3 separate regions of the Mus musculus genome follow, and all the other regions are linked to region 1. Evidence: chromatin loops called from intact Hi-C (ENCODE). Cell type or tissue: left cerebral cortex. All regions are shown on one strand. Links, peaks and the distances in the headings refer to the core of each region. The heading gives the core; the rest is flanking DNA.

Region 1 (10,854 bases), core at 1,026-9,025:
GGGGGTGGGGGGGGCTAAGTATACTCTCTCCCGTTGCATTATCAAGATCACCTCATGGTGCCCAACATTTCCTCTTTCCTTTCCAGGAATAAACCCACAGCACTTATGAAAAGCAACCTCACTATGCCTTTCTAGAGGTGGTTGTCTTTTGTTTCGTTTTTACAGTAGAAACATAAATATCCATATATAATGAGTGAGTGTAGACACAGTTCATTGAATCAAGGCCATGGTACTTAGCAATTCTAAGATTTCTAAAGCTGCTGTATTCAGTTCCTTTCGCTCCGCTCCGACCGACCCGACCGACCGCAGACACCAGAAGTCCCACAGGAAGTTGTGCCTCTGAGTGTTGTGGTTTTCAGTTTCCTGTTCCTTTGCATTAGATCAGAAAGAAATCTGCACACAAAGGGAAGAAATGTTTGGTTGAACTTTCTTGTAACTTTCAGTGAGGTGCTCTAGCTTACTTGCATTTCTCCCTTTTAAATTTAAATTCATGAGAATGATAGTGATGATGCTATATGCGCTCTACTCCCCCATATTGAAGCCCTCCCCATAAACTGTAGAGAAACATCCCCCACCCCCAGTCAGTTAAACTTTAGGGAGGAGATAAGATTCCTCCAAAAGTGTTTTTCTTTAAAAATGATTTTTTAAAATTATTTTTGTTAGGATACAAATTAATAGGTTTCATGATGGCACCCGCACCTTCATTTCTGTAAATGATGGGACCCTTCCCTTGCTATTTGGAAAAGATATACAAATATAGTTTGGTTTAGATATTAAGAATATCTATTCACAAAAAAAAAAAAAAAAAAAAAAAAAGAATCCGGGCGTGGTGGTGCACGCCTTTAATCCCAGCACTCAGGAGGCAGAGGCAGGCGGATTTCTGAGTTCGAGGCCAGCCTGGTCTACAGAGTGAGTTGCAGGACAGCCAGGGCTACACAGAGAAACCCTGTTTCAGAAAAAAAAAAAATCTATTCAACTTACCTAGTGCAGCTTATAGTTCATGTTAGATAATTTAATTTGGTTACTCAAAATACCACTGGAAAAATTTTAAGAATGGTTACATTATTTGGAAATTTTTAATTGACACACTTTTTAAAGCAAAGTGTTCTGAAAGTGAAATGGTTTTCCTTGATTTCATTTTTTTTTTAAAGCCATGGCAAGATAAGACCAATCAGGTAAATTAGATGTAGACACGATGTAGTGATCTAATATTTAGCTTACATAATAGACTTGATAAACTGATTGACCAAAGAGAAAAGGGAAGGAGTAGGCGCATCAAACTGCTAGGCAGGTTTGCAGAGTGCATCTCTTATTAAATGGTAATGCCCTCCCTGGTATGAAAGTCCTTCAGGAACCGCTTTCTCAGCCACAGCACACCCAAGTCTTTTATAATGCTGTTTTCTCATAGGATAAATTTAATCACCCCCTTTGAGAGAACACAGGACACTTTGCCTGTGAAATAACTACACACACCACAACTAAAACAAAACAAAACAAAAAACAAAACTGACTTTAACTGTTTTCCTACATGCCGAGAAACAGGGTTTGGTTTGCACGATGCTCTTTTCTGGTTCAGCTGGCTTAGAGTTACAAAATACTTGACTTTGAAACCTTAATTGATGTTTACATTTCATGTATGGATATTTCCAAGTTAGAATTAGGTTTAAATTGGTCATATAGTTGAATTCTCAAAAGACAACAATAGTCTAAAAGCCGATGCTTCTGTCTCCCTCTTCCTTGTATGGCTACTGTAGCACTATGCTAGGTACTTTAGGATGTTATCTAATGTTACTAAATTTTTCTAATATTCCTTAAGAGCTTTGCAGTATACAGAATGTAAATTAATGAAGCTCGAAATAGTTTTCTACCTAATTTTTTTTTTTTTTTTTTTTTGGTTCAGCAAGACAGTTGGCCTAAGTTTGCACAGTGGCCTATTGAACTTGTTGAATTCCGCGTGTCCTTACATCCTTTTCTGGTTTAGAAAGGCAGGCAGCCTGCTCTGTCTCTTCAGGGGCCAAGAATTTCAGCAATCTTGATAGCCTAAAATATTCTATTGAGATCCCTGTCTAGCGAGGCGGGAGAAGGGGGCTGGGATTATCTCAGTGTCCAGATTTGTACCTGGTTTATTTAAGGCAGTCGGTTTGTCCTGAGCCTTCTAGAACGCTTCTGTTGTGCTTTAAACAAAAACATATCTCCAATGGGGTAACAGTGCCGAGACACATGGTGACAGTTGTGACCATTGTTACTTGCGAGGCTAAAGAAACCACAGTTGGGTATTGGCCAGGCCGACCTTAATTGTCACACTCCTGCGTGGGGCCCATCTGGGGTTGCTGGTTGAGGAGAAAGTAGACAAGTCTGTGTAGGGAGTCAAAAAGCTTTAGTACACAGGAGTTTGGGGTTCTCGGGGGTGGGGGTGAATCGAATTCTGCCGGATCTGTGATAAAAACAAACAGGATGGATCGCGCGGCAGCGGAAACCGCCTAGCAAGTAACTTGGGTAGCCGAGCTTTTCCTTCCGCGCGGGGGTCGGACCCGGCCTGGCCCCGCCCCTCGCGGAGGCCCCGCCCCCGCCGGCTGGGCATGCTCAGTGGCCCGGTCCGGCAGGTTTTGCGTGGCCGCCTGAGTTGCCCGCGACGGCTCTGCCCGCCGACGGCACGTCTCTCGGCGGCCGCGCGTTCCGGGGAAGTTACGTGCGGGAGCAGGCTTTGGAGGAGACGCCCGAGGGTGTAGGGGACAGCCGGAGGCCCGGGTACTGCGGAGCGGCGAGCCGGCGGAGGGCGGCGGAGGCCGAGCAGGCGGCCGGGTGTGCCCCGCGGAGAAGCCCGGGCGGGGCGGACGCTTCCCGGACTTTTGTCCCACTTGAATCCCCTCCCCGTGGGCCGGGCCTTTCCGGCCTCCCCCGCCCCTGCCCCGCTCGTCCCCGGGAGATGTTTATGCGGACGGTGGCGTGAGGAGCGGGCGGGCCGGCGGCGCGGAGTTTCGGGTCCGAGGAGCTTCGCGCGGCGCGGAGAGAGACAAGATGTCCGCCAGGGCCGCGGCCGCTAAGGTGAGAACCTCTCGGCCAGCCGGGCGGCGGGCTGGGCGGCGGGGGGCGGCGGGGGAGCCTCGCCCCGCCCTCCCCGCGGCGGCAGCCGGGGGCGACCGCGGCGGGGCGGTGAGGGAAGGCGGGAGGGCGGGCTGGGGGTGCGCCTGCCGCCCGGGCAGGTGCACGGCTGCCGGTGCCTGGCTCCGGCTCGCGCTGGGAGGCGACGTGCAACAGGTCCCGCGCCTGGAAAGTCGCCCCGGGTGAGGATTCTCAGGTCCCGGGAGCGTGTCTGCGGAGACCCGGGGGTGTCAGCTGCAGCAGGAGGGTGGGTGGGTAGCCGCGGGGCTGGCTCTGGAGGAGTGGTTGGTACCCGACGAAACCCTATAGTTTCGATCTGATGTCACCCGCTGCGGTATGCGCAATGGCAGCGATAAAGCTTGGAGACAGCAAAACACTCAGCTCTAGAGTAGCTATGGTTTATTTTGAGGTTTATTATTTATGTGAGGCCACAGAAGGAGGAAAGTTTTTAAGCACTTTAATTTCAACTTTCAGAAGTAGCACAAAGTGTCCCTACACATGGACAGTAAGATGGGTGCAAACCAAAAGAGCCCGGTGAATTCTGCACAAAACAACTTGCCTATTTTCCTGTGTGCTTTGAAGTGTGCTTCTTGACAGTGTGTTATATTATTATTACATTAGGCTAAAATTCTTAAAGATGAAGTAGAATCCTTCTTTTGTACGTTTTAATTAAAAAAAAATCCTAAAGTGCTTGCTTTTTCAATGACAGACATACAGTGTGAGAAAAATCAATCCGTTATTCAAACAGCTTAAACAGGTGGTGATTTTATGTAGTTTTCTATTTGAAATACTTAATCATAACCTTTGAGAATAGATGGAAATTTCTGAATTCTTGACAGGACCTTGTTTCTTTGGCAGATACAAGGTTTAGTATAGATTGTTTTAAGGAATAGAGTATTGCTCCTGTAGGAGTAATTTAGTTTGTATCTTTTTTTTTGAGCAAACATTGATAAGAGATCTAAAAGAAAGACTGGGTCCAAAAACTAGAATCAGTGCAACATTTGTTACTTTTAAAATATAAGTGATGATATTTGCATTTGCTGGGACTTCCTTTCCTGGGATGAAAGGCTTTGTTGCCATATTACACAGAATGTCAGTTTGTTTCAGAGTGTGAGCTCTGGTACTTGTTAGTCAAGACAACACACTTGGAAAGTGTTATTCCAAGAGAAGTGTTTCCAATAGCTTGCTGTGGCAAGGTGATTTAGAAGGTGTGCTTTTACACATAAATTATGGTATTGAGATCTTATGGCACATAGGGGCACCTCTGTAGTTAAATATTTGCGTCCTTAGCTGGGAACTGAAGGGTTATTTTCTTGGATGCAGTCTTACATAAAGCCAGGCCCTCCCTCAATGAGCTAGTGAATGCAGTGTTAACCAGTTGCCTCCTTCCCTAAGTCACATTTATTGTTCTCAGGGAACCCAAAATGCTTAAGCTCCAGCTCCATGGTTGTTTTACATAGGGTGCTTTTGTTTCTCCTACCCCTGTGAAGACATACAGACACTCGTTTTGCAGCCTGCTCTTGTGTTTTTGGCACAGCAGTTGTAGAACTTGAGTGCGTCAGTACTTTTCATTCTCCAGCTTTGTAAGGTCGAGTAGTTTTCACCATGCCGCTCCAGTCATCACTGCCTTTTGGATGGAGCTGTTGGGCTTGTTTCCAGGATATTGTTATTGCAATGAGTATAATTTATATAATTGTATTTACATTTTTGTATTGTACACCTGCTACTCTATGTCAGCTTATTAAAAGTGAAACTGCTATGCCAAAGAGTGCGTTTCAAATTCTGATATACACAAACTCTTACTCCAAAGTCTTTACCTAAGAATAAACACAGCAAATATTGGTGAGTTGGCCTGAATCTTGATGAAGGACATAAATCCAAGTCAGTGCCATAAAACTCTGTGGCTGACGAGAGTCAATAGATTTACCCATGGTCCCTGAATTGATGGTTAAGTGCAGCGACTTCTAAGGAGAGTTCCATTGTGGTGGTATAGAAAGCATGTTAGCTGAAGATGTTTATCTTACCACGTAGATGAATGCAAGGAGAAAGTCCTTTCAGAAAACCCAATTTATTATAAATTCAGAGTACTTTAAAATAGAGAATGGAGTCACATAGTCAGAAATAACATATTTATGGGCTGTTAGTGATTGTGATCAACATTAAATATGAGCTAAGATAGCGGGCGTGGTGGCGTACACCTTTAATCCCAGCATTTGGGAGGCAAGAGGCAGGCGAATTTCTGAGTTCAAGGCCAGCCTGGTTTACGGAGTGAGTTCCAGGACAGCCAAGGCTACACAGAGAAACCCTGTCTCGAAAACACCAAAATAAGTAAATAAATAAAATGAAAAATATGAGCTAAGATTAATCTGTGGGGGTAATTCAATTGATTCTCACAGTAATGCTATGAAGTGGAAGCAGAAAGCTTGTGATATGCACATTTAAGACAAGCAAAAGGGAAAACTGAATATATGTCAAACTAAGTATAGATCATCGGGAAAGAATCCCTTATTTCATAAATAGAACTACAAAGACTGGTATCCTGTTTTAAAAGTTTCTCTTTTCTGCTTCATATGAAACAACAATAAGATCCTGATGACTCTTGGAGTTATTTCTTGTGGGTGTGTATGATGGAGGTACGTGCTGTGGTGACATGACCAGTGGCGCTCAGATGACAGTTTAGTGGCTTTGGTCAGGCTTGCATCCATGAGTCACAAGCATCTTTAGTCACTAACCATCTTTCCTTCCTTGCCCCTCATGAAGGTTTAAACGTTTGAAAAAATAATTGACAAAACACGAGAAAAGAAGTGCAGGGAGGCACAGACACGCACGCGCACACGCACACGCACAGGGGAGTGATTGGGAAGGGATTCTCTGCTGATGATAGTGAGTAAATAAAGGGAAAGAAAGGCCTGTGTATGGTGTGCATCTGAGTTTGCAGTGAGGTTTATTTACTAGCATACCTGATAACAGTTACTCAGAAGTTGAAAACAGAAGTGTGGGGATGGCTCTCTGACTTACCGTGTAATTGCGTAATTACGTAAGGGAATGGTATTAATAATTACTAGGAACAGTTTCATTGGCTGACCCACAGAAAGTGGCTGAAGGAAGTTGCGCTGGCTTCTGGATTTTCAAGTTGTATCACTTTGGAGGAAACAGTACAGATTTCTGTGCTGTCCTCCTGGGCTGTGTTCTTGCTTTGCTGTGTAGTGCGATGTTTGTGTCTGAGGAACAGTTTTGTTTTTCCTAGTGGCTATGTCTGCGATTATAGTGTAGACGGACATAAAAGTGATTTACACTTTTCTTCTTTAAACCATTGCTGTCTATTGTAAGGATTCTCAGGCAGCTATCAACTGAGGCACAGTGGATTTGCTTTTCAACAGCTGAACATATTTTAACCTTAAGAACTATAGAAAATAGCTAAGGTAATGATCAAAACTAATTACTACACGAGTCTTTCTAGATGGGGATTGTTTGCTGAGTTAGCGGATGAGTATTTGCGTCATGTGCTTCCAGAGTAAGCAAAAACTCATCTGAGGCTTACGATTTCCACTTTATTGTGTCTACCACCATTTAGGATATTTGTTCTAGTGATGCTTCCCCACCTACTTTGCTCAGTTTGCACAGTAGTTTCCACCAGAATGTATTTTAGTCACAGGCTTTTGAGTATGTTGGTGTGTTCAGCATTTTAGGTGCTATTCATTAAAGCTTTAGTTCATGTAAATTGGCCGATATTCCTCATTACATTATATAGCTTTTAAGATATCTTCATAGCTTATTGACAGAATGCTGGTTTCCCTAATAGATGCTATCATGGTTGGAGCTTGTAGAAAGTAAACTTTTATTTCGGACTCAGGAAGACTCAATGCTTCCTCTTGCTTGCTGTGGTGATAGTGTCAGCCTCACTCACCAATCGTTAAGGAGCTTGAAGTAGTCTGTGCTTTTAGAGCTCTGATGGGTATTTAGAGAACTGTTGCTTGTTTGGTTTGAGGGGGAAATTACAGATAGTTGCTTTTTTTTTTTCCTAGAAACCGTGTTCTGCCTCTTGACTTACCTGCTCTTTAATCCTTTTCTATTTAGAGACCTAGTATAAGCTCAGTACAGATGTTAAGAATAAATAAAATAGGTTATAGTGCTGTTAGGGAAATGTCTCTAAGGGAAAAAAAAAGTTTTTAAAATCCTTTTTGGAGTGTCTTTTAGAATAATAGACTTGATGAAATTGTTGGAAATGTCATTTTCTTTCTTGATCTAGCTGTGATGTGTTAATAATTTAGTCTCCTGAAAGACAGGGGCCCAGCTTTTAACTCCCTTGATGTCAGTCCTCATGTGCCTAGCTGTAGAACATCCCAGGCCTGGGAAGCTCGCATTCACACTCTCTGCCAAGTCCCCACTGAGCAGCCTGGTAACTGCTGACAAGCATGGGGCAGGGTGGAGGGGGAGGGGCAGCACTGCCAACTAACCTGTTAGTCAAAATTTTTATCAAATGACAAATATTAAAAGACAGTTTTCATTTAGAATGATGTCCATGAAATATTTGACTGGAATGGTTTTTTTTTGTTTCAACTCTGAACTTTGAAAGGCAATATTAAAAAATAAAAACTTGTAAGTTTGGAAAGAGATAGACATTAGGATAGGATAGTTTATTTACCAAGTTTCAAACAGTCCAACTTGCTGTTTCTGAATAGCATTTTCTTTGTAAGCCAGCAATAAAAATAGGCCTTTTTCTCTCTTTGACCTAGAGTACTGTTTAATTTATTTATTGCAGAGAAGAGTGGCTTCAGGTTGCTCCTTTATGGGCCAACTAGGCTCTTTATTTCCATTTCTTCTTAAGCAGATAAATTCTTAATAATGAGTGAGAAGAGAAGCTTGGTAGGTATGAAGGAATGAGTCATGAGTTTCATTTTATAACTTGAAAATGGATAGAATAATTGGATTCTGAATGATTGGCTGTGCAGTTGGAGATAAAGCCAGCAGTGCCAGACTTTGTCCTGTGAAGCACACCATTGGCGTGGTCTAAGCAGGTCTTGGGCTGTTGTATTTGTAATGTATTGTACTAAGTCTTAACTGTGGCTGCAGTGAAAGAGCGGTTTAGTAGATTTTGTCACATGCGCATTTTTAGTTCTTTGTCAGAACGAGGTGTTTTTGTGTTGACAGAATACTGGGAGGTAAATTGCCACACAGAGAAAGGTCCAAAGCAAAGGTAATATTTTCTATTGATAGTAAGTTTGTTTTGATTGGCTAAAACCTCTTATGTTTTTAAAAATAGAGTGAATTCCAAGCCGGGCGTTGTGGCGCGCACCTTTAATCCCAGTGCTCGGGAGGCAGGCAGATTTCTGAGTTCGAGGCCAGCCTGGTCTACAAAGTGAGTTCCAGGACAGCCAGGGCTATACAGAGAAACCCTGTCTTGAAAACAAAACAAAACAAAAACAAAAACACCCCAAAATAGAGTAAATTCCTAAGATAAAAATTTCCATTTTCAGCAAGGAGGCAGAGGCATGCAGATCTTTGTGAGTTTGAGGCCAGCCTGGTCTACAGAGTCAGTTCAGGACAACCAAGGCTACACAGAGATCATGTCTCAGAAATTAAAAAATTCATTTTCTTCTTGGTTATTTTAGGCATTTTTACTGTTTTGATATTGGTGTTAGTGTTAAAAAAAAGTTTTTGTTATGAGTATTGTTTTGAGATGAGGTCTCATAAAACTAAGAATGACCCCAGACTATCTGGTTCTTCTTTTGTCTCCCCTCCACACTGCTCAGTACTGCTGTTACTAGTTTAAGCTACTACCATCATCTTTCGATTTCAGTTCTGAAATTGTTTTTAAAATATATGTTAAATTTATAAGTAGATCTTCTAATTCTAGAATTTAAAAGGATACCAAGAATGACTAATTAATTTTAACATTGAGTACATTTTGTTTTAGTTTTCTGCTCTTTAGAAGTTTATATAGCTTTAGTATGCAGCTGCTCTGTAGTATAATGATCAGTTTTAAAACTTGTAATTCGCCAGGTGGTGGTGGCGCACACCTTTAGTCCCAGCATTCGGGAGGCAGGCAGAGGCAGGCGGATTTCTGAGTTTGAAGCCAGTCTGGTGTACAAAGTGAGTTCCAGGACAGCCAGGGCTATACAGAGAAACCCTGTCTTGAAAAAAATCAACCCCCCCTCCCAAAACAAAACAAAACAAAAACACTAACCAAAAGCCTTGTAATTGATTACATAGAAACCAAAGAGTTTTGGGCTTGGTATAGCTCTTAGTTGGTACAGAGCTTGTTTGTCCAGCATGCACAAGGGCCAGTGTTCAGTCCCTAGTACTGCATAAGTGCATGCCTGTAATCCTAGCCCTGGGGAAGAGGAGGCCTGAGAATCCCTAGCTATTCCTAGTTATCCTCATCTGTGTTTCTCTCTAGCTAAGGAGTTCCAGATTATCTCACCTGTAACCTCAGCAGTGAGGACCTCAGGCAGGCAAATCCTGAGAGCTCCCTGGCCATCCAGCCTTGCCTAAACAGCCAGTTTTTTGTTTTGTTTTGGTTTGATTTTTTTTTTTTTTTTTTTTTAACCTCAATAGAGACACCATCTCAAGGCAATAAGGTAGAGAATGATAGAGGAAGATAGCCAATGTCCTGCTCTGGCCTCTACATATTTAACGCACAATGCTCAGGTCCATGTACCACATACAGATACAAGTTCAAAATCAGCTTAGGCTACACAGTGACACCTTGCAGCATGCAGAGAAGAAAAAGGCTACACCAGGAAAGGAGTGGAGGTGCGTTCTTGCAGTCTGAGTACTTGGGAGGGTGATCTAGAAGGAGCATAGTGTTTAGCCATAGCAGCCACATAGAAAGTTTTAGAGCTATGTTGGAGAATGCAGAAGTAGTAATATTATAAAGAAGAGTACCACACAAGGCGAGAGAAACACAGTCTTTTTGGGATGCAGTTACAGTTACATTGACAGTAAATAAACGGCACCAGGGCTGGAGAGATTGCTCAGTGGTTAAGAACATTCTTTGTTCCTGTAGAGGCCCAGATTTGATTCCTAGCACCCACTTGGTGGCCACAGTCAGCTGCAGCATCAGTTCTGGAGGATTTGATGCCCTCTTGTGAGCTCTGTGGGTACCAAGCATGCTCGCAGTGCACACAGATAAAGGCAAGACACTCACACATAAAATGAATAAATCTAAAAACAAAACAAAGCAAAAATAAAAAAACCCTTAAAACAATAACAGCGTTCTGCTCTGGGCTTTTGTTTGTTTTGGGGTGTGGTGGTGGAGTAAGGTTAAGGAGTTAGCTAAATTACATCTAACACAGTTTCTAGATTTTCCTTTGTTAACTTTAAAACATTGAGTCTGGCTATAGTTGTGGAAATGTTTTGTGCATATTTGATATCTCAGAAACATAAGGTAATTAAGAATAACTCGTGCAACTCTGTGACTATATTGGCATGGGAGATAGGCTCTGTGTTTCCTGTTACTGTTTCCGTTTAGTTAGGGAGGGTCTAACGTGTTATAAACTTCCCAGCAGTCTGGATTTGAGAACTTGGTATTGAGTAGACACTTGTTGTCCATCCATTACTACTAGACATGTGGCGAGATGCTGGAGCCAGAACACTAAGTCTATGTCTGTCTCTGTCCTGGTGAGTGTTGTGACAGTGAGAGCAGACAGCAGCCAAGATCCTGAGTGTGATGCTAAGTGCTGTTCTGCATGTGCCATGGCCAGGCCACAGTCTCCTCCCTACCAAAGACCATGTTTGTTTTGCTTTCTA
Region 2 (10,854 bases), core at 1,246-9,245, 100 kb before region 1:
AGGATCAGTAAGCGCTGGGTGTTGAATCCCAACAATACAGCTATACCTTGATTTCAAGTGCACATGATCTACTTGTATTATTTGATCTTACGTTAAGTTGGTCATTGTACTAAATAAACAAGATAACTTCCAGGCAGGGCATGGGCTCATGCCTGTGGTTCTAGTGTAGGCTAAGGTAGGGGAGTTGTACAGAATTCAAGGCTGTCCTTGGCTATGTAGTGAGTTACAGGTCAGTTAGGGGGACAGAATGAGACTTTGTTTAAAAAAACAAACTACCACCAACAGCATAAACATTCAAATAATTTTGGGAAACAGAAATGAAACAGCATTTTTGTGTGTAAGTAGAGGTTAATAGTACTGAAGGTAAGGGTGGGCACACAGTAGCGTTGGGTACAGACAACATTACTGAACTGTGCACTTAAGCACTGCCAAGGCAGGAAAGCCTGTGGGTGGATATTTTACCATATTTATTTTGAAGAAGTATTGTCAAGAGCACAGCAGTTACCTAAGGAAACCAGGAAGAACGTACGGTCAGTCTTGTTTCTGAGGTCATAGAATGAGAGAGGACAGACATGTTACCCTACAGACCTGGCTGAGGGTCACAGCTCACACTGTCTTAAGAACTAGGGAAAAGGTTCCTTCAGGATTCCCTTTCTGAGTGTGGTGGCCTAGGCCTGTAAGCCCAGCACTCAGGAGGCAGAGGCAGGTGGATCTCTGTGAGGTCAAAGTCTACAGAGTGAGTTCCAGAACAGCAGAAAAACTGTCTCAAAACAAAACAAAGCAAAAAAAGGTCCATTTACTGTGAGGTTCAAACTATTAAATAAGTTATGTAATTCATGTTTAAAGAAACTTTGTCATCATCTGTGGAGTTGTTGTCACAAAAGGTCCATAAACTGGGTGTTGTATAAATAATAGAAATATATGCATTACAGTTCTAGCAGCTGGGAAGTCTAGAATCAAGGGAGCGTTTGGGATCGGGGAGAAGCCTTTGGTGTGCTCGGGGATTCATACAGCTCTGTGGGGCTTATTTTAATCTCATTTTAGCAATCTTTACTGTCACACATAGTGACTTTTCAAAGACTTTGTGTGTGTGTGTCTGTGTGTACGCACGCGCGCACTGTTGTTACTGCTGCTGTTAATGTGCTGTTTTTGGTCCCAGTACTGGGACCTCCACACTGCTAGGCAAGTGCTGAAACCACTGCTCTATAAGCCTGCCTCTACCCTGTCCTGCCGACATGTAAGGTTTTAGTGTATGAGTTTTGTTGGGACACACACAAACTAAAGCACTTTATATCCCAGAAATATGTAAACTCAAAACAATTTTTGGATCAAGGGAAAAAAGGAATAAAATATAGAATAATGGTATAATAATAATAATACCATTAGCTTTTGGATTCTATGGAATGTGGTTGAAATAATGTTTAGGAAGATTCATAGCATAAAATGTCTGTGGGAACAAATTGAAAATAAATAAAAGTGATGGACTAAGCGGTAAACTCAGAAGACAACAAAATAAACTAAAATTAGATAGGATTAATAAATGCAAAAGCGGGCTGGAGAGATGGCTCAGCAGTTAAAAGCACTGACTGCTCTTCTGAAGGTCGTGAGTTCAAATCCCAGCAACAACATGGTGGCTCACAACCATCCTTAATGAGATCTGACTCCCTCTTCTAGAATGTCTGAAGTCAGCTACGATGTACTTACATGTAATAAATAAATAAATAAATCTTTTTTTAAAAATAAATACAAAAGTAGAACCTACTCAGTGAACAGAAACAGAAGACTTCGTTAAGCAAGGATTGGTCCAAGAAAACAAACAACAACAACGAAAAACCAATAATCCCACTTAACTAAAATGAACTGGTGAAAGATAGTGCCCTATTAGCTTTAATTATCAACTTAAGGCTGTCTAGAGGCATCTGATAGCAGAGATGCAGATGAGACTGGCCCGTGGCTATGTCTGTGGGGATTGTCTTCATTGTTAACTGATGCAGGCGGGCCCAGCCCACTGTGGGTGGCACCATCCCCTGGGCAGGCAGCCCTGGGTTGTGTAGGACAGTTAGCTAAGTATAAATCTGAGTGAGCCAGCAAGCACCATTTCTCCATGGTTTCTGCTTCAAGTTCCTGCTTGAGTTTCCACCTTGACTGCCCTCAGTGGTGACTTATGACCTGGAAATAAATGCCAAGTAAGTTTTTTTCTCCATTGAGTTGGTTTATAGTCACAGCAATGGGAAGAAAACTAGGACAGATATATAAATATATCAAAATAAGATACGGTGGGGGGAAATAACTGTTAAAACAGGAGAAAATATATTCTTTTCATAACTGTGAATATTTTTTTTAAACAAGATGAAAAGGGAACTTCCTATGATAACTGTGAAAATGTATCTTACTCCAATGATATCAGCAGAGACAGGAAGTCTGAGCCTGGCTACACAAGAGCACAGAAGAAGAGCTTTGGATAAGATTGTTCCATGCACTCATGGTGTCCTGGACGTCCTGTCCCCACCTCCATCCTCACTCCTCAGAACTGCTCACCCCACCCCCACCCCAGTCCATAAAGCTCAGATAACCCAGGGCTTTTCCCCAGATCTCAGAAAGAAAAGGAACGTTCTAGCCTCTTCTAATGAAGTGACTGTAACATTAATACTAAAGTCTGATTCTTTATCAAACTAAAAAGGTAGGGGCGGGGGGACACTAAAGAACAATTTTACTTACCAACATCAGTGCACATTTTAAGTGAAATGTTAAACTAATAGAATTCAACAGTATATTAATAGGCTTATTTATAGAATTCCAATACAATCCATGAATACGATGTGGTTTTAGCAATTAAAGTTGTTGTTTGACAATTTCATGTATATATAATGTACTTTGAATATACTTACCTCTCTCCCCTCCCATCCCTGTAAACCTCTTTTCTCCTTACTGGTCCCTCCCCAGGTTCACGACTTGGATTTGTTTTGTGACCCATTTAGTTTAACTGAGTCCATTGGATTGGAAGGGTTCCCTGGAGCCTGCTGGGGTTGTTGGTGGGTACACAACTGTTCTTTTCAGTTCTTGTTATGGTGCGGGGGATCAGACTCCTGCCAGGCAAGTTCTCCCCCACTGAACCACATCTTCAGCAGCACCAGCAGCAGCAGCGTGTCCGAGTGTGTGACGTGGGACCCAAAGCCTCAGACAATTTACGCAGGAACTTTAGCACTTGCCTACACACCCAGCTCCCCAGCCAGGGAGAATTTATGTTGGTTAATGGTCTCAGACTGTTTAGCCTATGGCTGCTTGGTGGAACTTCAGGGCAGGCAGAGGGGTTCTGGGGAAGCAGGGAGTGGAGTGGGGACAGGGGGTAAGGGGGACTGAGGGCTTTCAAAGCCTTTCCCTTAGTGACCTACTTCCTCTAACTTGCTTCCCCCAAAGTCTACCTAATTTCCACAAATAGTGCAACATGCTGGGGGCCAAGAATTTAAAACATGAATTTATAGGGACATTTCTTATTCAAACAATAAAACAAAAATCTTGATCCTTGAGTCTGAGGGGTGAAATTCGATCAAAATGTTTTATTGAAAAACACACTGTTGGGTGGGAGAGATGGCTCAGCGGTTAAGAGCACTGGCTGCTCTCTTCCAGAGGTCCTGAGTTCAATTCCCAGCAACCACGTGGTGGCTCACGACCATCTGTAATGAGATCTGGTGCTCTCTTCTGGTGTGCAGGCGTACATGCAGGCATACATGCAGGCAGGTGATGATGATGATGATCCACACTGTTAAAAGATACATGCTCTGTCAAAATGGCAATAAACAGCTGGGCAGTGGTGGCATATGCCTTTAATCCCAGCACTTGGAAGGCAGAGGCAAGCAGATTTCTGAGTTCAAGGCCAGCCTGCTCTACAGAGTGAGTTCCAGGACAACCAGGACTGCACAGAGAAACCCTGTCTCGAAAAACCAAAAACCAAACAAACAAAAACAAAAAAATGGCAATAAACGAAAGAATCTTGGAAGATTAGGGTCATGGGACAGTGGACCTCCAGCCCAGGAAACAGACTGGGGTGAGTGATGGAGGGAGCCTCTCCATCTCCAGTGGAGCTGTGATGGTGCATCTCATATGTCACAGCCTACTGGAGCACTGACCAGCTCCAGCTCCTGGAGGTGTTCCTGGTAGGCAGGAGCTGCTCAAGTTGTTTTCTGCCGGTCTGTTCCCAGGCTTGGCCTCTTGTGCTTGTAGGAAATGTGCTTCAGGCTGGAGAGGGAGTGGTTGGTTGGTGCCTCTTGGCATCTCTGCTGGAGAGAGCAGAGAACAAAGAAGTCGTTTTGGCACCCCACATCTTCCCGAAGTTCAGGAATCTAGGGGGGCGGGCACACAGGGATGAAAATAGTTTAGTGCAAGGAAACAATTAGTAACTTCAAGGCAGCTGGGTTCAAAAGGTAGCAGAGCGTCCCAGGTGTATGGAGAGTCGGGAAGCTGGATGGAGGTTTATCGAATGAATCAATCAAAGGGACGTTGAAATTATCCCAGGAGAAGTCCTTCCCTGCTGCCTCCGGTGTTTTACCAAAACCATAAAGAAGTTGGAAGGGTTTTGCAATCAATGCGCCTGTAAGGAAAACCCAGATTCTACTCTTAGTCATTTTGAATGTCCGCCTGTACATCCACCATCCGTTTTTACTCTTCCTGGTTCATTCCAAGTGAACTGAAGACAGTGGCATGCTTCTCTCTTCCGGGGAATTTTAGGAATTTGAGGTGAGAGCAGTCATAAAACTAATAGACAGGGCAGTGCTTTAAGTCGGGTCAGGAAGTTGCCTGGCTTTTCCTGCAAGCTATGACTCAGTGTTTGAACAAGCGTCAGGAGCCACCCTCCTGTCCTTGCTCAGCAGGAGCAGCAGGCCCCGCTGCTGACTCCCCAGGCTGGCATGCACCACCCCTCTGGTCTTGCACCATCGCAGGTCTCTGCCCAGCAAAGACAAACATTCCTCTGCACCTGGGACACAGCTGGGACCTAAAGGCAGCCAAGAAAAGGAAGTTCCTGTTTGCAAGGAAAGGCTGAGGCAGTCACTGCTTAATTCCATCAAAACATCGAAGTGGGCTTTAGTTTATTCAAGCCATTAGCTTCTGCTGCCTCCCCTCCCTAGTTGTTTCGATAATCATTCTGGTGTCTGTCTGTTACTGTGAGTATAGAGAACAAGACAGCTGACGTGAACTCCAAGACAGTTATATGTAATTAAATGCTAAAGGAAAAAGATCATTTGCTCCATTTCTACCTGCGTGGAAAAGTAAAAAAGAAAAAAGAATGAACCTAGTGTCCGTCCCTGAAGTAGACCCAAGTCAGAGTGTGCACTGAAACCTTTGTAATTATTATTTTATTATTATTTTATTGTTTATTTTTTTATATGAGTACACAGTAGCTGTCTTAAGGCACACCAGAAGAGGGCATCAGATCCCATTACAGATGGTCGTGAGCCACCATGTGGTTGCTGGAAATTGAACTCAGGACCTCTGGAAGAACAGTCAGTGTCCTTAACTGCTGAGCCATCTCTCCAGCCCACGCTGAAACCTTTGTGATCCGTGGCCCTGTCACATTCTTTACCTGGCGCTGCCTCAGTTTCTCCATCCATACGTGAAGTTGATGGGGCTCTCTCTGCCTGTCTGGCTTATGAAAATTCACATGAACAGTACTATTATAGGACATTTTCTGCAGTCTCATCTCCCTTGCAGAGTCTCCGTACCACAGAGAGAAGAAAGAGGCCTGATAGGCCCTGCCATGTAGTAATTGGGTGCTTGGTCCTGCTGGGGCAGAGGGAAGCTCTGGGAAGAACTCACCTACCAAAGGGTGCAGAAAAGATGGGGATTCTTCAGGAAATGCTAATACCCAGGCTAACTGGGAAGGAGATCTGGTCCCAACAACTACTATCCTTCCCCCTTCTGGAGCCTGACCCAGCTCCGTCACCCAGCCTGACACTCTCACTGCTCTGGGTCCCTACCTCTGATCTAGTACACCAGCAGGCTCTACCCTCCCAATCTGACCCTGCTCATTTCCCTAATGAAACATTTGCTCCTTAGCTGACCCCTTGAAAATGAGAACTCCATGATTGTAAGAACTGGGTGCTTTTGTTGCTGTTTTGTTTTGTTTTGTTTTGTTTGAGACAGTGGTCTCCTGAAGCCCAGGTTGAGCTCAGACTCACTGTGTAACCTTACCTGATCCTCCTGCCTTCCTCTTCCGAGAGAGCGATCGAGTGCTGGGATTGTAGGCATGTGCTACCACACCCAGCTCAGAACTTTGTTTTATCACCTCTGTGTCACCAGAGCCCAGAAAAGAACAGTGCCTGGCACACGGCAGACACGCAATACAAACCATGGAGTAGATGAATGAATCATGGGCCCAGTACAAGGTCAGAATGCAAGGCCCTCTGCTCCTGAGACATCTCAGCCGATCCCCTGAGTCGGCTTGGGAGAGAGGACCTAGTTTGCCTCCATTATGGCTGGGGGGTTGGTGATTCGATTCAGTGTAGGATTCTAGCCTGTGTATTATTTCCCTTTGAAGTCAAAAAACATTGTCTATGTGTGTTGCTTCTCTTTTTCCTGGTAGGGTAAGAGCTCACGGCTCCGTTTCCCCCGGGATCTGCTCTCATCTCTATCTTCCTGCACAAGCATTGAGATGATCTCATATTTAAGGACACGTCTTCTATTGTTTCTTTAATTAAATGCCTTCTTTCTCTTTCTGGGGAAATCCTGTTAACTGAGAACATCCACATCAATTCTTGACTGTTTAAGACTGTGTCTCTGCAGCCCAGACTGGCCTCAGACTCAGTGATATAACTTAGTATAACTTAGGTTGACCTTAACCTCCTGCTCTTCCTATCTCTGCCATCTGGGATTGGAAGTTTGAGCCACCACACCTGGTTTCTGTAGTGCTGGGAGAGAGGGCGTGTGTGAGTGTGTGTGTGTGTATGTGTAAGCATAGGGCTTTGTGCACACTAAGCAAGCACTCTCCTGCTTTGCTACACCTCTAGCCCTGGTTTATCACTTTATACTATTCACCTGAGGAGTTCTATGCCTTTGCTTTCAACCCACCTAGCGTGTTTTATTTATGGTAATTTTCAAGAGCCTTTCCTCCTCCTTCATCTTGGTTTCAGTCTATCACGCTGTAAAGTTTTTCTACAATGACCTCTAACCCTTTGTTATCTGTTCACCCATGAGTCACTAGAAAGCAGGAACACTCCCAAGTTCACAGCCTGTACTATTCAAAGTAGCCAACTGGTAGGGGCAAGCCATCGCTCATTGACAGATGAATAGATATTTAGCCTTTACAAGGGAGGCAGTTCTGAAATACACCACAGTATGTGTGAACCTGCCAGAAGTGACACCAGTAAAAGAAGTCAGGTGTCACAAGCAACAGATAATTGTGAGTCCACATACACAAGTCATCTAGAGCTCTCACATTCACAAGTTAACAGAATAATGATTGCCAAGGCTGGGTCGGGCTGCAGGGGCAGACTCTGGCCGTGGTGTCCAGTGGCGACTGGAAAGATGAGCACCTCCATGATGTCTGGTATTGATGACTGCACAGGGTGAATGTACCAAGCCGGACCTATACCCTTCTGAATGGTTAGGGTGGTGAATTTTACAATAAAAAGGGAAGACCTGGTGGAGATGTGAGATGCTCTAGAGCAAGCAAGCGTTCTCTAAGAGGAGCTTCTGCTCTGGGTCTGAAGAGGCCCTAGGGTCATTCACCCACCAGGCTTCCCTGTGAGTCCTAGTGTCCTCCCCACCTTGGCTCTCTGGCTGAGTGCTCCCCACCTGCAGCCGAGGCTGGTGGGTGGGGGTGCTCACTCAGAGCAGAGGCCTCCCTGCCAGTGCTCTCACCAGCTGCTGCTTCCTCATCCTGTCCATGCTTCTCTGCCGAGTCTCTAACCCCTCCAAAAATGTTGTTACTTCTGTATCTCTTGGTTTTTGTTTTGTTTTGTTTTGTTTTTGACTGAAGGATTTTTGTTGATAGTGGGGTTGTCTGGGTTTCAAGAGAGAGAAATGATAACATGTAGCTGTTACTTCTTAGTTAGACGTTGGTGTGGGTATTTTTTAATAGTAGCAGTTATATAATTATAGGCATAATACTCTTTTTCATCTATTCACACCCAGAGGAAAGTTCAAAATGTTTTTATCAGGTCTTCTTATTGTCCACACAATCAAGTCAGAATCTTAAACTACTTAGCGGTGGCGAGCCGCCTCCGTGGGTAAAGGGCGCTCTCCTCCAAGCCTGACGACCTGAGCTCTGTCCCTGAGACCTAGATGAGGGAAGCGGAGAGCAGGCTCCGGAAAGCTAGCTGCCTTTTGACCTTCGCAAGCACACCCTGTGGTGTGGCACATTGGCTGGCACCTTCCCACTGTAACAGACTTACTGAGCTTCAGATAACGACTGCAAGTCACTGTGCCCAGCTGAGCTGGAGTTCTCAGTGTCCTGATGAGACAAGACCTCCCTCTCGCTCCCTCCTTCCCTTCCTCCTTCCCTTCCTGCCCCTCCCTCCCTTTACCCCTTCCTCCCCTTCTTCTTCTTCTTTCTCCCTCATTCTGTCTCTCCCTCCCTTCCTTTACTCCTCCCTCCCTTCCCTCCCTTCTTCTCTCCCCCCCCCCCCAACTCTCTTTTCCATGTTTTAATTATTTTTCTTCCTTGATGGTGTCACCCCATTTTCACCTCCCATTACTCTCTTTTGTCACCCCCACCTTTAATGAACCCTTCTTCCTACTCAATCCCCACCCTGTCTGCATGTCCTTTTGTTGATTTGGGTTTGTGAGACACCGAGTTGAATAGGGTTTTGTTGCATGGACAAGGGGTGAGGTTATTTCCTGGGGCCTGAGTACCTTAGAACTGGCTCAGCACTGAAGACTAGGACTCCATCCTCAGCCGTTCAGTACTGATTGGTCCTCAAGGAAGGGTGGGGTCTCCCATGCCTCTCCCATCTGTGCAGGGATGTTGACCATCTCAGTCTTGTACCACCCTTGTATAGGTAGCCACGGCTTTGTTGTGTTCATGAGTTCACTGGCTATGTCATGTCCAGAAGACAGCATTTCACAGGTGAGGCATTTCTTAAAACAGAAGTCAATGGTAGCAACAATGACAGACAGCTTCAAGGACTGAATCTGAAGTGTCTCACCTTTGTGACTTCTCCAGAGGGAGTTGAAATAACCATCCAAAATTATGAAAAAAAAAATTAACATTGATTTGGTTAAATATAATCCAGAAATATAGATCATGAAAGAGGTGCATGTGTTGTATGTGTGTATGTGTGCCTTTATGTATGTGTGGGGTGTCTGTATGTACGCATGTGTGTATCTTTGTGTGTGTGTGAGTGTGTTGGCATGTAGAATGATTGGGGGGTGTGGCTTGGAGAGAAAAGGCCATATAATATCCCAGCTCACTGTTTGGTAATACTATATCCCAATTGTGTAGTGTAGCTTTAGAAATGTTACTCAAATATAGCAGTAAGTTGGCTTTAAACCTAATTTCTGGATATTAAACCTAATATCGTGGATTAACAGTTAGATCTGCTATGTTGAAGGTGAGGTCTTCGAGAAAAATTCCAATTTTGAATGACATCAGACGTTATGTGGGCTCAGGAACTGAGCAGTGAGACAAGGAAAGCTACCAGGACAAGAGAACACTGTGTGTTGTGACAGTGCTTATGTAGGGATTTGAAGCACCCCACCCCCCCATCCCGTGGGTTTCCCTTAGCCGCCATCATGGAAAGTAAATATGAATTTAATGCTACCATCTTTTTTCCTTTTTTAATTAGGGATGAAGTTAATCAGCCTCTGGTGGATTAGATGTAAGCATTGCTTGTTGCCCATTGAGGAAATACAGTGATGACTTCCCCACTTACTCTGTTATGCTAAATTGTGTGTGTGTGTGTGTGTGTGTGTGTGTGTGTGTGTGTAGGGATAACATACACTACCCTGGGCACTCCATTGCCCTTCTGAGACCTTAGAAAACTCTGGCCATATATTGAACAACAGTTTGTTAATTATTTACAATGTAGCAAGGCTTTCCAAATAGTTACAATTTATCAGTCCTTCTGTATATACAGATTTGAAAGTGGAACAGCTCCCTCCGACTAAGTAAACTTTGCAGAAATCATGCACAAGGCAGTTTTCCATAGTGACAATTTTCTTGCTAAATTCAACTTCAATAATGACAAATTAAATCTTTCAAACACCACGTGATACCTTAAATTAGCATTTGCCTGCGCAAAGCAAGCACTTACCTTGAATTCTCAGTTAACTTTATAACTCTTTGAGAAACAATCACTAGTATTTAAAATTGTGCTAATGATCTAGCATGTGCTTTCCCCTGAGCGCATTGGTTGTTTATTCAGTCCCCGAGTTCCGTTCTAAGTTGTATGAAATCTTACTGGGGTAGTTGGAGGAAGAGGGGGCAGCGGGTCCTTTCTAACAAATCATGCTAAATCTCCATCACGATAAATGAGACTGTGGTTTGGTGCTATACTGATGGAACCTGGTAACAGCCAGGGTTTTCCAGGTGACAGGGAGTACAGCTGGTTACAGGGTAGTATTGGATAATGGGGCTGGATGATATCTATTTCAGGTAAATTCATGTAGAGAAGGAAGTAAAGAATTCCCATGGTAGTTGGTAATCGGTTTACTGGTTTCTCCTTCCCTCCCCTCCCCTCCCCTTTCCCTTTCCCTTTCCCTTCCTCCCCACCCTTATTTGACAACATTTCTCTATTATGTAGCCCTAGATGTCCTGTAACTCCCAATATAGACCAGACTGGCCTCCAACTCACAGAGATCCAACTGCCTCTGCCTAGTTTAGGATTAAAGGCATGCACCACCACTGGTTTCTTAAGGTGG
Region 3 (10,854 bases), core at 1,848-9,847, 140 kb before region 1:
AATGCTAGAATATTCTGGGTCACAGGACTCCTTAACAGGCTCCTGGGTAGTTAGGAGTGTATTAGTTCTCATCTCCTCCTCTTGAGTTCTGATCAGGAAAGTTCCCAATCATAACAATACTGCTGATTATTATTCTGTTAAATATATCAAAATAAAATTAGAGTTTAGCCTGAGACAGTAAACCCGGTACCTTGGGGTATCTGGGATTTGTGTCTCTTTGTCATTGATGGAAACGGGAGCTCTGTAAACATAAACACTGCATTTATTTATTTATTTATTTATTTTTACTTTCAAAATATTTTCAGTTTTGGCAATTATTTTTGAATTGTTGTTCTACTTATTTTACGTAAAATTGCTCGTGAACATCTTTTATAACACAGGCCTAACAAGGTGAAATGAGGCTGGTTAGAAAACACTTATGAATAACCAGAAACAACGGCTGAGCTAACAGCGGGGAGGGGGATGACTATAGAAAACACGTGTGTGCTTCAACATGAAGAGCTTTGCGCTCAGGAGGGAAAGGTCACTACTCTGAGGAACAGAGCTGAGTTACTTGCTGGCGTTTAAGAGTGGGAACCTGCTCTTAGTGTAGTGTTCAGCATCATTGCTGCGGGCGTACGATGTTAGCTGGTCCACCTAGTACACGGTAAACTGTGTTTCCCTGCTGAAGCAACCATTCTGGTTGGGAAGGAGGCTGCTCTTTCTTAAAATGTGAAGGTGTCGGGAGGGGGATTCCTGATGCTGTCCACCACTTCTCTGACATGTTTGGGAGCTGGGTGGCTTGGATTGGGGTGGTTTGGGGTGGCTTGGGATCTTGGCATCTTTACATATCTATAATGAGATATCCTGGGAATTGGCCCCAAGTCTAAGAACATCATTCATTTATGCTTCATAAACATTTTTTACACAGATTTTTGGAGGTGATTGTATTCAATGCTGTAGTGAATTTATATTTTGGTTATAACTTGTCTGTTGAGTTCATTATGAGGTCTACTACCTAGGACAGCAGTTCTCACCCTGGGGGGTCGCACACAACCCCTTTGGGAAAACCTTTGTCTATTATAGTTCATACAGTTATGAAGTAGCAACAATAATCAGTTTATGGTTGGAGTGGCTCCACAACACGAGGAACTGTATTAAAGAGTCGCAGCCTTAGGAAGGTTGAGAACCACTGCCTTAGAACTTTATGTCATTGGGAATACTTCCCACAAATACAGGTGAATATTTAAATGATCAGGGAAACCAGACTCAAATATAGTTACCTTTTCTCTGTGATTATCAAATGAGGTTTTAAATTGCTGATAATTTCCCCCTTGCATCGATCCAGCCACAGTCTGGCTGATGATCAAGAAAGGAAGAAGATAGCACCACCCAGAGTGACTGCCTTCTGCAGGGTCAATCTCCTTCTTCTGGAAAATCTTTGCTGCGTGATTTCATCTTAGAGGTGAAAGGTCAGAGCCTCCTGGAAGGGCATTCATTGTAGCACTGTTGCAAAACTGGATATGGATGCTCAGAGAACAGTAGTGGTGTGTACTCCCTTTGCCCTGAAGGATGGTGGACTCTGGCCCACTTTGCTCCTTCTCTCTTCCACTTGTGGGGATATAATTGCAAAGTCTGTGGCTGTAACCAATGGGAGTCTTTGAATTTATTTTCTTTCTTTCCATACTCATAATGAGCCATGGCATATTTACTTTACTCTTTGAACATATGTATACATTGTTACATGTTTTATACAAAAATTTTCCCATTTGTAGAAAAATAAATGCATATTTAAGAAACAAAAAAAAAACAAGAGTTTAATAGCTTTGCTACTTCCACTTTGACTTAAAATTTATACTATAATGTCTAAGTACATAGAATCTTTGGCATGGGGCTAAAATACAATTGTCCTTGAACAACTTGCAGGCAGCTCAACAGGTTGGAGATTGTCTCTTTTAGGCTAGTCTGAGACTCTCCTAGGCAGCTTGTCTTGTCTGAGAGTGTCTTTGTAGCTTACTACACTTGAGGAGGGAGGAGCTTAGTGAACCTGGTAAGTTTTAGGGACTTCCTGAAGCTGTGGGAGTTGTTTATGTTCAGAGAACTTGATGGAATTCCTATGGGATGGGATGTTTTAACACACTCTTAACACATCCTGTATCTTACTAAACTTCCCTCCAAGGTGGAAGACTTTATTGCAGAGGAAGCTGCTGCCTGGCCAAAGGAAGGCTGTCTGGTTAAGGCCTCTGAGAGTATCCGCTGGATAGGAGCAGATAAGCTTTATTCTAGGAAATAGTTATAGGTGTCTCATTATCAGTGTTCTAATTCACAAAACCCGACAGTTTTGTCTTACTAGGTACCATTTTTAAGATTTATATAAATACTAAATACATGGCTGATTATGCCTACTACTGAGGTTAAACAGAAGCTGGGTATGGTAGTGCATACCTTTAATTCAAGCAGTCAAAGGGTAGAGGCTTTCTGAGTTCTAAACTAGCCTGGTATATATAGCAATCCACGACAACCAGGGCTACACAAAGAAACCCAGTCTCAAAAATAAAGAAAGCAGACAAAAGAAAAAAATAATAGAAAGAAAGATCAAGTTCATAAGCTACCATATTTTTACTTTTGACTTTGAACTTTTCAAGTCTGTCTGAGGAAGAATTCCATCATAACGCTGCTTGGGAAACACATCAAGTGTAGCTAGAAGCAGAGCCCTATCACGGAAGCCTCAAGGTCCTGTTCCTGGCCCAGAAGCCCTGGGATCCAACTGAGAGCTGGCCTTCTTCCCGGACTCTGATTGGTGCCATTTCAGTCCTGGGGAGAAGCAATTGTTTCAGCTTTCTCTGTGGGGATTAAATGGGACTGGCATTCTAGCTCACTCTGTAAACCCTGGGGCATAATTGATCTTCTCCATAGTGCACTGAGGGGCCTGGACTCCACCCAGTCTTTCTGGTTCTTGACAATGTGTCCAGAGATACTTGGTAAAATCTTGCCAGACCAGGCCGGAGGTGAACAAATTTATTCTATAGATGTCTTTTTCCTAGAAGATCTGAACCTTCTTCAACATTTAGTGCTACATGGTTCTCCTTCCACCCCAGCCCCGCCCCAACCCCCTTGGGGATGCTAGAGTGATGAATAGCCCTCTTCTTTGTGTAGTTGGTTTCCTCTAAATCAGCCAACTGTGGGTCAGAAGTATTTGAAAAAACACTTGTGTCTCTACCAAAGATGTATCCTCTCTCTCTCTCTCTCTCTCTCTCTCTGTCTCTCTCTCTCTCTCCTTTTCTTTTTTCTTTGAATTTTTTGTTTTTGAGATAGGGTCTTACTATGCAACCTTAGATGGCCTGTAACTTATTTTGTATGATAGGCTAGTCTCAAATTCAGAGAGATCCAAGTACTAGAATAAAAGGCATGTGTCACCAAACCAAAAATAAAATATACTGTTTCTTGTCATTCTTACCCAAACAATATAGTAAACAGCTGTTTATATATCGTTAAGACTCTATTAAGTAGATGGACTGGAGAGGATTTAAAGTGCGTATAGGAGTGTATGTGTATGATGTATGCTATTCCAGTTTTTATAAGGGACTTGTGAATCCTTGGTTTCCTGCAACCATGAAAGCCTAGAACCAATATCGCATAGATGCTGGGGGTAGGGGTAACTGTGTGGAGGGAGAGTGTCTCTTGCAAAAATAGACGCCATGATCACAGAAACTCTTATAAAGGAATTGCCCTTATTTAATTGGGGCTGGCTTACAGTTTCAGAGGTCCAGTCCCTTATCGTCATGGCAGGAAGCATGGTAGCTTTGCCGTTTGGTGATGGAGATGATGCTGGAAGTGTAATGCAGATGATGATGATGATGGGTATGCTGGCGATGATGGAGAGGTGGTGGAAACAGGCTGTAGAGATGGGGTCATATGGGAGGATGTGGTGTGTACAGGGAAGTGTAGTAGCAGTGGTGGTGAGGGGAGGGAAGGCAGGCCATATTGACTGTAGGGGTGTGAGTGCCTTTGGCTGATGGTGCACTGGCCACTTGAGCTAGCAAGTGTGTCCTCATCCGGCAGGGAGACCAGAGTCTGTGACTCAGGAAGGAGGACATTCATTAATGACTGTGGTGACTGGTCTACCTGTGAATACAGCCGTTAAGGACCAAACCATAGAAGCTAAAACATAAGAGGGGTAAACTGTAATCGGTATTATGCCACTTCCTGACAGAGATGCATTTCTGAGGCCTCTTCGTATGTCCAGAGATCTGTGTCATTGTGAGAATGATTCTCCCATAGGAGTCAGAAAGCATGGGCCAGCGGTGTTGACAGGTCTTAAGTCATATAGATAGATGATGGTTCAATCTGCCAGCCAGGTAGAAATTAGGATGCTCTTGATACTTTTAATCTGAAAAGGTCTTATAATTCCACTTCTGCCCACAACACGTGGCTTTATTAAAATTGTATATTTCATGAGTGAGTTTGAGGTATCTAATTAAAATTTGTGCAAAATATGACCAGATGGTGTTCAGTTTAAAAAGTCAAAAACCGTATGGATATACTTTGAGGGAAGTATAGCCAGATGACCCCAATACAAAGGGTCATGATGGCTGCAGTTGTCTTTCCCTTAGCTCTGTGAGCATGTCTGTCTGTCTGTCTGGACAGATTGGTCCCATGTCCTCCCTCATCCCTGGGTGTTTTTGTCATCTAAGCTTCCAGAGTCAAATGTCTGTGTACACTTTCTTCCACAGTCTCCAAGACGGATGACATCAACGGTGTCATAAAACTAGATTGCTTTGTACTAGCTGATGTAGGGTTAAGGGCTCAGTAGGGCTCACTCTGTGTAAATGTTTGTCCATCAAAGGAGGCGATGTAGATAAGTTACTAAATGGCTTTATGGCAACAAGCTCCAAGGCACTGGGAGTGGAAAATACAATCAGCTGTTTTAAAAATGACACTGGGGGCGGGGTGCCCATGCCACAGTGCCCCGCTTGAAGCCAAAGGACAACTTGGAGAAATCAGCTCCCTCCTTCCACCATGTGATTTGGGGATTGAAGTCTTGTCATCGGGTCTGGTGGCAAGCTCCGTTTTCTGCTGAGCCATCTTGTCACCGTCAGCGATGATCTCTGCACTGCCCTTCATGTCTTGTCCATCTGAAAGAACCCTCACTGTGTCTGTACAGTACTCCTCAGCAGAAACACCCCAGAACCCTCACTGTGTCTGTACAGTACTCCTCAGCAGAAACACCCCAGGACCCTCACTGTGTCTGTACAGTACTCCTCAGCAGAAACACCCCAGAACCCTCACTATGTCTGTACAGTACTCCTCAGCAGAAACACCCCAGGACCCTCACTGTGTCTGTACAGTACTCCTCAGCAGAAACACCCCAGGACCCTCACTGTGTCTGTACAGTACTCCTCAGCAGAAACACCCCAGGAGCTGGTGCACTTCTCTGGGTGTCTGACGTCAGGTCAGGCAGCAGCCACTGGGCGGCTGTCACTGGGCTGGGCTGGTTGTTCTGTGCCTGTCCCCTCTCTCCCCGTAGTTCACTGTGCTTCTTCTGCTTACTGAAGACAATTTCACAGAGAGAGAGAGAGAGAGAGAGAGGGAGAGAGAGAGAGAGAGAGAGAGAGAGACTGAGACTTAAGGCAGTGCTTCCCAGCCTTCCTAGTGCGGCGACCCTTTCATACAGTTCCGCAGGCTGTGGTGACCCCTAGCCGTAAAATTACTTCACTGCTGCTAGATAACTGTAATTTTGCTACTGTTATGAATTATAATGTAAATACATGGGATAGCAGAGGTGTGGCCCCCAGGTTGAGAACTGCTGCTCTAAGACCAGCCTTCCATACTCAAGTCTCAGCCTTAGAGGTACCGCTGCCGCAGTGAGCACCCCCTGCGGTGGGTCCCAGATTGTGACTTTGTCTTCATTTCTTTCTTTCTACTACCACTGTGTGTGAAAGGAAAGATTGCCTCATCCACTTATGAGTGTGTGTATGTGTGTGTGTCTGTGTAGACACACACACATAATTGAATTGATTAACTTTTATTTTGTGAATGTGTGTGAGGATGTGTATATTTACCTCTGTGTGTGTATGTATGTATGTATGTTTGAGAGAACAAGAGAGAAAGCATGTGTTCAACTGTATGTGTGCACCTGTGTGAGCTAGTGTGCGAGTGTCCACACGCTAGAGTGCATTGTGCATTCAATTGCCTTATCTCCTCACTAATACGCATATCAGTTCTTTACCTCAGGACCCCTTTCTAGCTCTCACCTTCCTGGTACGAGTCCAGGAGTGAGGAATCTGACCCTCAATACCCTTAGATACTTTCATGTCACCCAGTCTAACTCTATTCACTGTAACCAGTCTCCCAGTCAGTCCTACTCCTACTGGGCCAGTGTCCACGCCACGCAGGACACTGCATTTCATGTAGTTCATGTGCCCTACATGGCTTGGGATATTCTTATCTGGCAGGAGCAGTGTTTGTGCAGAGCGGTAGACTGTGTTCATGCTTTGCAGATGGAAGAGTTTGAAGCACCGAGGTCTGTCAGCACGTTTCCCTTGATTTTCCTCCTGGCCATGCATATGTTAGGTTTAACAAACAGGTCTGAATAATCACCATTTCAGACGTTTGTCAGGAGACTATCAACTGATGATTCTGGGATACAAGTTTCTATCTCGTACAAATTCACACACCCACCTGGGCGCACACACACACACACACACACACACACACACACACACACACACACACAGTCACAGTGCGTGGTCATTCACTGGACTTTCAAGTGTCAGGAGAACCTAGAAAATCTTGCCTCAGGGCATTTTCACTTTTTTTTTTTTTTTTTTTTTTTTTTTTTTTTTTTTTTTGGTTTTTTGAGACAGGGTTTCTCTGTATAGCCCTGGCTGTCCTGGAACTCACTCTGTAGACCCGGCTGGCCTCAAACTCAGAAATCCGCCTGCCTCTGCCTCCCAAGTGCTGGGATTAAAGGTGTGCGCCACAACGCCCGGCGTGCATTTTCACTTTTGCCATGACTCTTTTCACGTGTGCTGGGAATTGCTGAGCCCAGGCTGTGCTTATCCTACCAGTGCCCTGTACCCCCAAATCCTTGATCCTGCACTTGGAACCCAGTGGGAATCACTTAAGGGTGAGGAAGGCTTCAGAGTGCTCTTCAGTGATCACTGGATCACTGGGTGACTGAATGATATCTAAATGGAAGGACTGAGTTCACATGAAAACGGACCAGCCCTGCATTGCTCTATGAGATTCCTGGAAGAAGTAACCGCAGACAAGCCTGAGAGAGACATAGGTGGCCTGAGAGAGACATAGGTGGCCTGAGGCTCAGTAGCCGGAGAAACACGGTGACAGATGCTGACACTTCGTGTCTACGTCTGGCTTTTTAACTCAGACAACAAACGCATGAAATCTTCATGATAGGTTTTCAACCTTCAGATCTTGAGCCAAGACAGTGGGCTTTGTAAAAAAAAAAAAAACAAAATAGCAGCCAATAGAGAGAATTCACAGGACTGAAACTATAGCCCACAAACATCACGGTTGGTAAAATAACATTTATTTGCATAAAAAATGAGTTGATCTGAGTGAAAATAATTTTCAGAAAGATCAGGATAAAAAAGGCCAAGAACAGTTTCACATATTTTACAAAAAAGTAGATGAAACCTTACGTTGGTTATAAGAAATATTTTTTTTTTCTGAAAAGTGACCTGAGATGGTATGATTTTGATTCTTATATTTTTATTTATAAACAACTGGGTGGGAAAAATACTCAGGGCTTCTCCAAGATCTGGTTAGAGTAATCACTCAGTAGAAATAGGACACTAAGAGGTATAATACCTGTTTCCTAATGATTTCCAATATTTGCATATAGATATTTCTTTTATCCATTTTTGAAAGTCTCACTGTGTAGCCCTGGCACTCTTGAATCTCTGTAGACCAGCTGGCCTCAAATTCACAGAGATCCCCCTGACTCTGACTGTAACTCTGCCTCCCAAGTGCTGGGATCAAAAATGTGCACCACCCTCACCAATAAGTGCATATTAACCCAGAAACATAGAACACCCAAGATACAATTTGCAAAACACAAGAAAATCAAGAAGAAGGAAGACCAATGGGTGGATACTTCATTCCTCCTTAGAATAGGGAACAAAATACACATGAAAGGAGTTACAGAGACAAAGTTTGGAGCTAAGATGAAAGGATGGACTATCCAGAGACTACCCCACCCGGGGATCCATCCCATAATCAGCCACCAAACCCAGACACTATTGCATATGCCAGAAAGATTTTGCTGTTATATCTGCAAAGGGACCCTGTTATAGCTGTCTCGTATGAGGCTATGCCAGTGCCTGGAAAATGCAGAAGTGAATTCTCACAGTCATCTATAAGATGGAACACAGGGCCCCCAGTGGAGAGAAGCTAGAGAAAGCACCCAAGGAGCTGAAGGGGTCTGCAACCCTATATGTGGAACAACAATATGAAATAACCAGTACCCCCAGAGCTCGTATCTCTAGCTGCATATGTATCAGAAGATGGCCTAGTCGGCCATCACTGGGAAGAGAGGCCCCTTGGTATTGCAAACTTTATATGCCTCAGTACAGGGGAACGCCAGGGCCAAGAAGCGGGAGTGGGTGGGTAGGGGAGCAGGGTGGAGTTAGGGTATAGGGAACATTCGGGATAGCATTTGTAATGTATATAAAGAAAATATCTAATTAATTAATTTTTAAAAAGTGTGCACCACCGACACCTGGCCCAAATGTTTCTTCTAAATGTTTAAGGATAAAAGAGTTTAGTGTTGCTTTGTATTTGTATTCTTCGTATGATTTTTGAAAGAAAAACATTTAGAGAGAGAGAGAGAGAGAGGGAGAGAGAGAGAGAGAGAGAGAGAGAGAGCAAGTGTGCATATGCTTGCCACAGCACGCATGCCAGGGCAAACATGTAGAAGTCAGAGGACAGCTTTCGAGAGTCAGATCTCTGCTTTCACACTGTGGGTTTCTGGGATAGAACTCAGATCGACAGCCTTGGCAGCAAGCACTTTTACCCAGTGAACCATCTTGTATTACTGTGTGTTAAAAGAGGGCAGTGTTTTATAACTTGCAAAATACTCAAGTGATTTCTCTAATAGTAACATGATTAAAGGAAGGCTAAGGAAAGTCATGCTGGGACAGACGGCCATCTGCCAGCAATCCTTGTTAAAGGAGGTCTACTCCTTCTAGCTTGCTCCCTTGGGAACCCCACCCTCTGCTTTTGGCTTCCACAGTTCCCGGAAGAACCAGGTTTCTAGGTTTTGCCTGTGCCTTATCATGACTGGCAGTGATTTTTTTTTCCTATTGGACTTATCTGTAAAATGAGCTCCTTCAAGGCTGAGGCCAGAGTATCGTACTCATCCCTCATTATGGTGCCCACATAGATTCTAAAAAGTGTTGACTGACCAAAGGACAAGAGTATTCACTTAGGAAAATAACTCGAGAATCTCGCAGATGCTGGCTCACGTGGTGTCTGGGGGCCCCTTGTCCTCATCGGTTGGCCCCCTACTCTCAGTTCATTAAGCAAGCATTTGACCTGAAATGCTGGCCCTGTATTGGAAACTGGAAATGGTACTGGAGTGTGACTGTCAACCCTGGGGGTAGGAGCTGCATTCCTGGAGGGCAAAGGATCTACCAGGATTATCGCTCTCATTAATTTCCAGCAAGAGAGGAGTCAGAGGGAGTTAACACTGTACGGAACAAGAAATCTGGCTATTTATGTAACTAGGAATTCCAGAGACCCGTCTGACTGCAATGTGCCAAGTGACAACCAATTAGTGGCAGATTTTTTTTTACCTGTTGTGGTCACCTTCTTCATTAAGCATCTGTATTCACCCAAGGTATTCCTAAGACATTCTTACAGCCAGCCTCTCCAAGATTTTTTTTTTAAGAAGCACTTCTAATATGGAGCCTTTGAGAACTCCATTCTTCTGAGTACAGACCTCTGTCTTAGTCCAATGGGCTTTCTGGCTTAGTTCTGTGGCTCAGAAGTTTGTGTCTGTCCTGGAGCAGTGTCAACATCTCATACCTGCTTAGAATCCCTCTTCAACAGCAGCGGGTCACGGGGGCGTTCATTCATTCTGATTTTAGGCTGGATTGCATTAATCAGAATTGAATAGCGCCTGTTTAGAAATTAGTTCTTAATGAAATGAGGAAGGAAATTAAGATCTCAAAGAGGAGGCAGCTGGGATGTCACTGGAACACTCTGGTATACCCTGAGTCTCTCAAGGAAGCAGACCCTGGATGCTGTAGTTCGGATTGTGAATGTCCCCCTCAAAGGCTTTGTCCCTAGCCTGTGGCACTCTTAGCATGTGGTAGACCCTTTAGGACCTGGGGCTTAGAGAGAAAAAGTTAGGTCTTCAGGGAGTGTGACCTTGAAGGGATATTTTACCCCCAAGCCTCTTTCTGTGTGGCTATATTTTTTTAGCCACCACACTATAAAGAGGCTTTCCCAACCACTCTCCTGTGGTGTATTGGGCTGCCACAGGTCGGAAAGCAACTGTAGACAGAAACCATGAGCCACCTTAAGCCTTTTCTATTATTAAGCTGGTCGGCTCTGTTATTTTGTCTCAGTGATCTGATAAACATGCTGGATTTCGATAGACCCTGTCCCGGTCTAGTGCTTAGATTCCGTTTGCTCGCCTGTGCTAGGGACCAGCCTTCCCTCTCCATTTCTCCCTCCAGCTTGACTGTTCCAGCCCCTGCATGTAAATTAAGCACCAGCCTCATAGCCAGAAGATGCACAAGCCTCACCTATTTTAGTTGAGCTGGGGCTCCCATCCCGCATCTCAGACCCGTCCCATCATCACCTGCTTGCCTGCCTTTGGATTGGCCACAGCCAAGCAGAGTATAA

The links. Peaks named below come from ENCODE experiments on the same cell type or tissue, not always from the same donor. Only the 100,000 strongest peaks of a DNase experiment are listed, where the experiment ranks them.
Region 2: a loop joins it to region 1, with 1.8 times the contacts of the local background. A loop is called at or near these places in 4 of 42 quality-filtered maps.
Region 3: it touches region 1 in a loop (2.3-fold over the local background); 2 of 42 quality-filtered maps call a loop at or near these places.

Annotation. Positions count from the first base shown.
Region 1 is chr7:65,363,001-65,373,854 of GRCm38, reverse strand. It overlaps Tjp1 (tight junction protein 1), which reads left to right and starts at 2,611. Exons shown (of 27, transcript NM_001163574.1): 1 at 2,611-3,045. The coding sequence starts at 3,019. In left cerebral cortex, for the core only: no CTCF peak of the experiment used is centred there; DNase peaks (open chromatin) are centred at 2,549, 3,397, 4,490 and 4,605; H3K4me3 peaks cover 4,802 bases; H3K27ac peaks cover 4,294 bases.
Region 2 is chr7:65,463,858-65,474,711 of GRCm38, reverse strand. It overlaps a transcript of Tjp1 not described here. Among named protein-coding and RNA genes, the nearest start is that of Tjp1, 98 kb to the right of the region's middle. In left cerebral cortex, for the core only: a CTCF peak has its summit at 5,403 (motif pointing right); DNase peaks (open chromatin) are centred at 3,124, 4,319 and 6,323; H3K27ac peaks cover 1,309 bases.
Region 3 is chr7:65,501,471-65,512,324 of GRCm38, reverse strand. It overlaps a transcript of Tjp1 not described here. Among named protein-coding and RNA genes, the nearest start is that of BC046251, 75 kb to the left of the region's middle. In left cerebral cortex, for the core only: a CTCF peak has its summit at 5,680; a DNase peak (open chromatin) is centred at 2,779; H3K27ac peaks cover 985 bases.